2 separate regions of the Homo sapiens genome follow, and region 1 is linked to region 2. A link is a contact called in ENCODE Hi-C data. All regions are on one chromosome and are shown on one strand. The core of a region is the stretch at or near the end of the contact, and the rest is flanking DNA. Distances in the headings are between cores, read along the strand shown.

Region 1 (3,904 bases), core at 1,325-3,824, 6.1 Mb after region 2:
ATGGCCAGGAAGTCTGTTGGCTTGCAGGAATAAACTAAAATAGAAATTAAACAATTGTATTAAAAAGTCTGGCCGGGGTGGCTCACGCCTGTAATTCCAGCACTTTGGGAGGCCAAGGCGGGCAGATCACTTGAGGTCAGGAGTTTGAGACCAGCCTGGCCAACATGGTGAAATCCCGTCTCTACTAAAAATACAAAAATCAGCCAGCCATGGTGGCGTGTGCCTGTAATCCCAGCTACTCGGAAGGCTGAGGTAGGAGAATCACCTGAACCCAGGAGGCAAAGGTTGCAGTGAGCCGAGATCGTGCCACTGCACTCCAGCCTGGGCGACAGAGTGAGACTCCATCTCAGGGAGAAAAAAAAAAAGAAAAAGTCATCACAATAATTCACTGTTGGACACTCAAAAACTGGTATTTCCCATGAATTTGTATGGTATAGTACAAGTAACAGGGATAATAGCAGTTGGTTAAAAGAATTAACTCAGACTGATATGAATGTTGGTACATGAGCTACAAGACTGCATTAAAGTTTTTCTTTTGTTCTACTCTAAAAATTCAGCAACTAGGCCCAGTGCCTGATACAGAGTGAGTCCTCAAGATATCGTTGACTGAAGCTAACAAAGTGATTTATTGATTTATTTATTTATTGAGACAGAGTTTCACTCTTGTCACCCAGGCTAGAGTGCAGTGGTGCAACCTCAGCTCACTGCAACCTCTGCCTCCCGGTTTCAAGCAATTCTCCTGCCTTAGCCTCCAGAGTAGCTGGGACTTCGCCACTACGCCTGGCTAATTTTTTGTATTTTTAGTAGAGATGGGGGTTTCACCATGTTGGCCAGGCTGGTCTCGAACTCCTGACACCCGCCTCAGCCTCCCAAAGCGCTGAGATTACAGGCGTGAGCCACCGCCCCCAGCCTAACAAAGTGATTTTTTTTTAAAGACGAGGGGCAGGCAGGGCGCAGTAGCTTAACGCCTCTAATCCTAGCACTTTGAGAGGCCGAGGTGGGCAGATCACAAGGTCAGGAGTTCAAGACCAGCCTGGCCAATATCGTGAAACCCCCTCCCTACTAAAAGGATGAAAAAAATTAGCTGGGCGTGGTGGCAGCCACCTGTAGTCCCAGCTACTCGGGAGGCTGAGGCAGGAGAATCGCCTGAACCCGGGAGGCAGAGGTTGCAGTGAGCCGAGTTGGCGCCACTGCACTCTGCTCTGGGAGACAGAGCAAGACTCCGTCTCAAAAAAAAAAATAAATAAATAACCAAAAAAAAAAAAAAGGAGGGGCGATGTTTTATTAAACATTTCGCTATTTGAAGAATTAATACACTCATGCAAAGAAAAGATGAAGTAAACATGCCCTACAGTGTTATCATTTGAGATCTCTTAAAAGCGGCTATGCAGCCGGGCGTGGTGGCTCACGTTGTAATCCCAGCACTTTGGGAGGCTGAGGCGGGCGGATCACTCGAGGCCAGGAGTTCGAGACTAGCCTGGCCAACAGGGTGAAACGCCCTCTGTACTAAAAATACAAAAATTACCCGGGCTTGGTGTCACATGCCTGTACAAATCCCAGCTACTGGGGAGGCTGAGGCAGGAGAATTGCCTGAACCCGGGAAACGGAGGTTGCAGTGAGCCAAGATCACGCCATTGCACCCCAGCCTGGGAGAAGCGAGACTCCGTCTCAAAAAAAAAAAAAAAAAAAAAAAAAAAAGCGGCTATGCAACACTCTACTCTGTCCCATGAATATCTGCCACATATTTGAATTCCCAGTCTTATACGCCCCAGGCCTTTGCAATGTTTAGGGTCCACACGAGAAGCCATTAAAATGCAAATACGTCATCTGTGACCGGGAACCAAGCTGGCATCTAGCAGATACTGACACATTTATCAGTCTGATGTGTGGACAACTAGGTGCCTCCCAGAGGCCTTCAGGTAAGGTGGAGGAAGGGCCAATTCTGAGCTGACACAGTGGGATCCATCTTGGCCAGGACAGTGGGATCCATCTTGGCCAGGACAAAGGCAGTCCAGAGAGGCCCCGCGGCGCGGTGCGGCGCGATCACGCCCGAGTCTCCTTCTCGTTCCCCTCGGCCCTTCCTAAAACCTGCTGGCTCAGGTCTGAACAATCGCAGCTGGACAGGTGGTGCACAACGATGTTAATTTTCATCCTGTCTTTTTCATCAGTGCATCCTTCAGTTCCCTATTACTTGTGGGCTGGGGAGTTGGCCAAATTGAGTGAAAACCTGAAATGTCTTTTTGTTCTTTTGGTTCAGCCAGTTTAAGTTCCATGCAATCTTTAAGCTAGGAGGCTAATAATAATACAATTCTCTGCTTGCCCTTTTCAAAGCCACTTCAGCTTATAAACTCCATATTAGACCATCCAGGCCCAGAAGACGCCACCGGCCTACAGGCAGAGTCAGCGGAACCAGCCTGGGCTGGATCTCCCCCTGCGAGGCCCCCAGGCAACGCCCGCGCCGGGCCGGGGAGATCACGTCCCGTGCGTCGGGAGGCGGGGGCCTCGGGCTGTGACGTCACGTGGCCGCGCCCCTGCCGCCCAGATATCTCCGGCGCCGCCCGCCATTTTGACTCCAGTGTCTCGTTTGCAGTCGGCGCTTTAGGGGAACTGTCTTCCTCCGCAGGCGCGAGGCTGGGTACAGGGTCTATTGTCTGTGGTTGACTCCGTACTTTGGTCTGAGGCCTTCGGGAGCTTTCCCGAGGCAGTTAGCAGAAGCCGCAGCGGCCGCCCCCGCCCGTCTCCTCTGTCCCTGGGCCCGGGAGGGACCAACTTGGCGTCACGCCCCTCAGCGGTCGCCACTCTCTTCTCTGTTGTTGGGTCCGCATCGTATTCCCGGAATCAGACGGTGCCCCATAGATGGCCAGCTTTCCCCCGAGGGTCAACGAGAAAGAGATCGGTGAGGATTGGGACCGTGGGTGGGCGCATGAGGGCCGAGGAGAGGCAGGGACTCCCCGGAGGAGGTTTGGGAGGAAGCGACTCCAAGTCTGAGGGAAGAGCTCCAGTGCGCCAGGGCCAGCCCACTAGCGAGGAGGAGGAAGCCGCCTCGGTGGGAGTTGGCTGAGGGGTAAACGGCACCGACGTGGATGCAGCACCTACTGTGCTCCCTCGCGGTTGCTGTGTGGCTGGGGCGGGCAAGGACCCCGGTTTCTTCGTCGGAGGTCCGCGCAGGGCTCTTGTCCTGGGAGTTCTTGGCTCAGGGCATGACTGTCGAGTGGACAGGGAAGGGCCACTCAGGGACTTTAGGTTTACAATGGGGAAAAGTAAACTTGTGGGTTGTAAGCGGTAATGAAAGGAGGGGGTCCTCGTGTGTACCAACCACTCTTAGATAGAAATGAGATGGAAGAGGTCCCAACAGCCTGGCAAAAGCAATACAGTATTTTTAAAATGGTGTGGCCTTAAGAAACGCAGCGGTTCGGGGGAGGAGACTTTTAGAATTATCTTTCAAACACTTAAGGGAGGAGCTGGGTGGTTGGGTGGAGTGACAGAAGGAAAGCTTTTGTGCGGAAGAGGAAACTCTGGAAAAGGCTTTTCTGGCTTAGTGTCTAGCCCTGGTCGGCTTAGTAAAGGGCAATTAGTGTTGAAGGTTGTGCGTCCACACCTACTTAGTGGCTCAGTGGAAAGCACGTCGCATTATTTAAATCCTCTTTTAAAGTAAAATAACTGGAACAACGTTTGACGGTGTTGGGGGGTGCTGTACATTGGCTGATAACACTTAGCAAACACTGATCTTACTGTGTGAAGTAATAATTAGCTGCGGCCGCTGAGCAGAGAGCATTTACATTTTCCTACTCTTGAAGTGAATGTGTGCCTTTACTAAGTACAAGGAGGAGTTATTTCTAGAGAAGGGAAGAGGCTGAAGTAGCCAAAACGCGCACTATTTTGTATGTGGGTGAATTTTTATATC
Region 2 (3,628 bases), core at 718-3,217:
TTTGAGTCAAGCTGTCAGGTGATTTGAGTCAAGCTGTCAGGTGAGGAACCAAGAACTGGAACCAAGCACTTGTCCCGACCAAAAAGAGTCAGCCACTACCCAGCTTTTCAGGGAGCGTTTTATATGAAATCTGCTGGCAACTAATTTAAATTCTCTTAAAAACTGTTGAGGTTCAACAGTCAAGGACTGGATCCAGCCTATGCACTGCTAATTTGCAGATCCATTTTGAATAAACAGTTGTCTCAAGCCAAAACAAAAACAATTCTCAGCATCTATTTTCTTAGATCAATAAAAGCTTAACCTGTGCTGGCAAGGCTCCTGTTCCCTGCCTGAGGCATCCCTATTCGGCTCTTTTCAGATGCTTTTAGTCCAACAAGAGGGCGTATGTTTCTAATACTTTGTTTTCTAAACAGGTTATTTCGTATTACTGTTTGCATTGAATATCTTGAAAATGTTTGCTAGTTTTTAAGAGCATCTGAAAACCATTGAGGTAACTTATTTAAATGGTCCAATCTAATACCAGGCGGGAGTTAGAAAAACAAAAGTGTGTTTACCACTGCTTTTCCAAGGAAGAGGAAATGCAGAATGGGCAACGCTGGATAACTGGGCTAAAGAATAAAGTGCAAGCAAGCTAAAGGATTCTATCACAACTGCCAAACAGGAAGAATCTTCCCAGCTGGGAAAGCCATCTGCAAGCAATAGCAATGAACACGGGATGGAATCAGTCACAGAAAAGGAATAATGCAGAGTAGTTGAGAGGAAGATAACTTTTCTGTTAGACAATCCTCACCAAAAAGACGGGGAGGGGGAGAACCAGCAAAACAAAAACTTTTCCTTTTTTGCTGACCGCTGCTATAACAATCAAGCTTTAGCGGACAGTTAATCCAGGTGGCTCCACCAATACATCTTCTCCCAAATTTCTAGTGGCTGAACAGCTTCTAGTGGTTTCCACTAGCTGAAACTGCTTCCCAGATGCAAAAACTGCAACTTGAACATGAAACACGGAAACTACTCCAATCTCATCTTCTAGAAATCAGTTATTCAAATGGAGGTCCCTGTTGGAAGAAACACGCTCCTAGCTCCCTGCCCACACACCATTCATTAGGAAAGGTCACTTTAAAGGACTTCTACGGCAGGAGCGCTTGCACAGAACCATCCAAAAGTCTTCAGAATCTTCCCTCGAGGAAGTGGCCGGCTCTGGGCTCGGAAGAGACACATCTGGCGGGAGCTAAAGCTCCCTAGTAAACGTGCAGATCAAACTACCCCTGCCGCGGCCGGCCTGCTCTGTGAAGGCTTCCCCTTCTTTCTCTCTCCGGGGGCCCTGCCTTCCTCTACACGTCTGGGGCCGCGGCCGAGATGGCCACGCGCGTGCCCAGGCGGGAAGGGTGCTTCAGCAGCCGATCGGCCCGCGGGCAGCTAGGCGGGTCCCTGAGGCCTGCGCTGGGCGCCAGTTCCTTTCAGCACGGCCCGGCCTCGGGCCCCGCCCCGCATGGCCGCTGCCTACCTTACTCAGCCCGGCTAACGCCCCTTCCCCTAAGCTCTCCGCCGAGGCCTTCGACCTCGCTCCCACCCGGATCCCGGATCCTCCGGAACTGGAACCCAGTATGCCCGGCGAGGGTAGGGGGAGCGCGGGGAAACCAGGGAAGGAAGGCTGCTGCAGCCCTCGGAGGCCGCGCTGGGCTCTCCGGCCGCTGAGCCGCCTGCACTGGGGGCAACAAGCCCTTGGATCTCACCTCTCTCGGGCGCTGCCGCCACTGCTGCCCGGGCCAAGACGCCTCCTTCCCCAAGCGGCCATCTTGGAGACACTCTGCTTGCCAACGTCTCGCGCCAAGGCGGCATCGGGAGAGCAGGCGGGCCGACGGGAAGTGTAGTCCGGCCTGCGGTCCGGGGCCGCTCGGCAGGCGGAAGCCAGACCCGGCGGAACTACCGTGCCCACAAGGCAGCGCGCCGGAAGCCCCGCCCCCGGGGTCGCCGGGGCCCGTAGTCCTTCTGCGAGGGCGCGAGGACTCCAGGAGCCGTCCTGGTTCGAGCATTTCTGAAGAAACTGAGTTCCCGGCGTTCGCAGCCTGGGAGTCACAGGCGCCCACCCACCGGTAGGTCCTTGAGTTTCGAGAGCCAGTAGCTGAAGGAGAGAGGAGAGGCAAGTGCCTACAACTCCCAGAGCACTGCGCGGAGGCGCCCGGCCGCGCTGTCCTGGCCGCCAGGCTGCCTCTCCCGCTGGGGGCCGCCGCGCTGTCTGCGGGCTACTAGCGCCGGGCCCCTCCGCGTCGCCACGCCTGCCCTTCACAGCCTTGGCCCATAAGGTCACCGAGGGGCGGGAGGCGCCGCCCGGGCCCTCCTTGGAGGCGGGCGCTGCTCCCGCACCATCCTCCCCCAGTTCTCTTAGACTCCGGGGTACTTTGGAGGCCGAGACAGACACGCTGTCCCTGCTGCCACGGAGGTCCCTGCTTGCAGGTGCAGGCTGTTAGAGGAGAGGGTCTGAAAACAAGAAAGGGGAATAGCTGTATGATAACTGCTTGAAGGCGAGAGGGCCCAGCGACAGCTCTGTTTTAGACAGGGCCTCCAGGCCTCTTAGACTCAGTCCCTGCCACGCACCCACTCCTGCCCTGGCCGCTGCGACGGCATAATCTCGGGATCTTTGAAGGCAGATGCGGGGCTAAACCATCCCACCTGACGGGAACCCTGCCACAGGACCCGACATATCCCTGTCTGGACACTGCTGTAACGAGTCAAAGTCAGGAAGGACTAACTGGAGCCCAGAGATTCCCAGGTGCTGCTGCCTCAGACCTGTGGACTCTTTGGAGGATCTCTTACAGTTTGTGAACTTCTCAGTTCCTCTACTGCTCCCACAGACAACGTTGCTAAACATATTAATTGGTCCCATAAATACTTGAGCAAAACAAATGCGAAAATCTGTCCCGAATTCAGCCTAGAAGAAGCCCAGCCCTGCGCGTCACACTTCTGTGTAGTGGAACCCCCCTTCCCACCCCGCCGCAGGCCACAGCAGGAGGGCCAGCAGACGGAAAGGCGACCCTCTCCTTGTTGAGGATTCCTTTCGATTTCCTTCCAGCTGACATTCTACCACAGTTTTAGCTGCTTGCAATCCTCTCACCGTCCCTCATCACCTACAGTGTGTGATTCAAATTCCTTAGCACAATCAAGAAGCCCCTCCTTAGTTTGGAAGTTGCCTAGCTCTCCAAATTCAACTGCCTACCTTTCCCGTCTGGAACTTGCCAGGCTAGTAAATTCAGAGGGTTTGCAGATACGTAGATGTTCTATGCTTTACCTAAAATGCTTTTACCTCCCAGCCAACTTTTTTTTTTTTTTTTGAGACAGAGTCTTGCTCTGTCGCCCAGGCTTGAGTGCAGTGGTGCGATCTTGGCTCACTGCAACCTCCGCCTCCCAGGTTCAAGCAATTCTCCTACCTCAGCCTCCTGAGTACCTGGGATTACAGGTGGTGCCACCACACCCAGCTAATTTTTGTATTTTTAGTAGAGACGGGGTTTCACCATGTTGGTCAGGCTGGTGTCCAACTCCTGACCTCATGATCCATCCCCCTCAGCCTCCCAAAGTGCTGGGATTTACAGGCATGAGCCACGGTGCCCAGCTCTCCCAGCCAACTTTTGTC

The links. Hi-C counts contacts between places; a loop is a spot of excess contacts on that map. Pooled maps may share reads with other maps.
Region 1: a pooled map shows a loop between it and region 2 (7-fold over the local background). The contact joins the promoter of WSB1 here to the promoter of TMEM11-DT in region 2. A Hi-C loop is called at or near these places in 7 of 50 pooled maps.

Annotation. Positions count from the first base shown.
Region 1 is chr17:27,291,540-27,295,443 of GRCh38, forward strand. It overlaps WSB1 (WD repeat and SOCS box containing 1), which reads left to right and starts at 2,575. Exons shown (of 9, transcript NM_015626.10): 1 at 2,575-2,896. The coding sequence starts at 2,857. It overlaps MIR4522 (microRNA 4522), which reads right to left and starts at 2,457; the gene lies at 2,371-2,457. RefSeq lists enhancers at 2,304-2,353, 2,724-2,783, 2,794-2,853 and a silencer at 2,394-2,603.
Region 2 is chr17:21,212,358-21,215,985 of GRCh38, forward strand. TMEM11-DT (TMEM11 divergent transcript) reads left to right here and starts at 1,968. Exons shown (of 2, transcript NR_184102.1): 1 at 1,968-2,093. TMEM11 (transmembrane protein 11) reads right to left here and starts at 1,804. Exons shown (of 2, transcript NM_003876.3): 1 at 1,734-1,804. The coding sequence starts at 1,795. RefSeq lists enhancers at 1,706-1,805, 2,576-2,785 and silencers at 1,886-2,025, 2,146-2,415.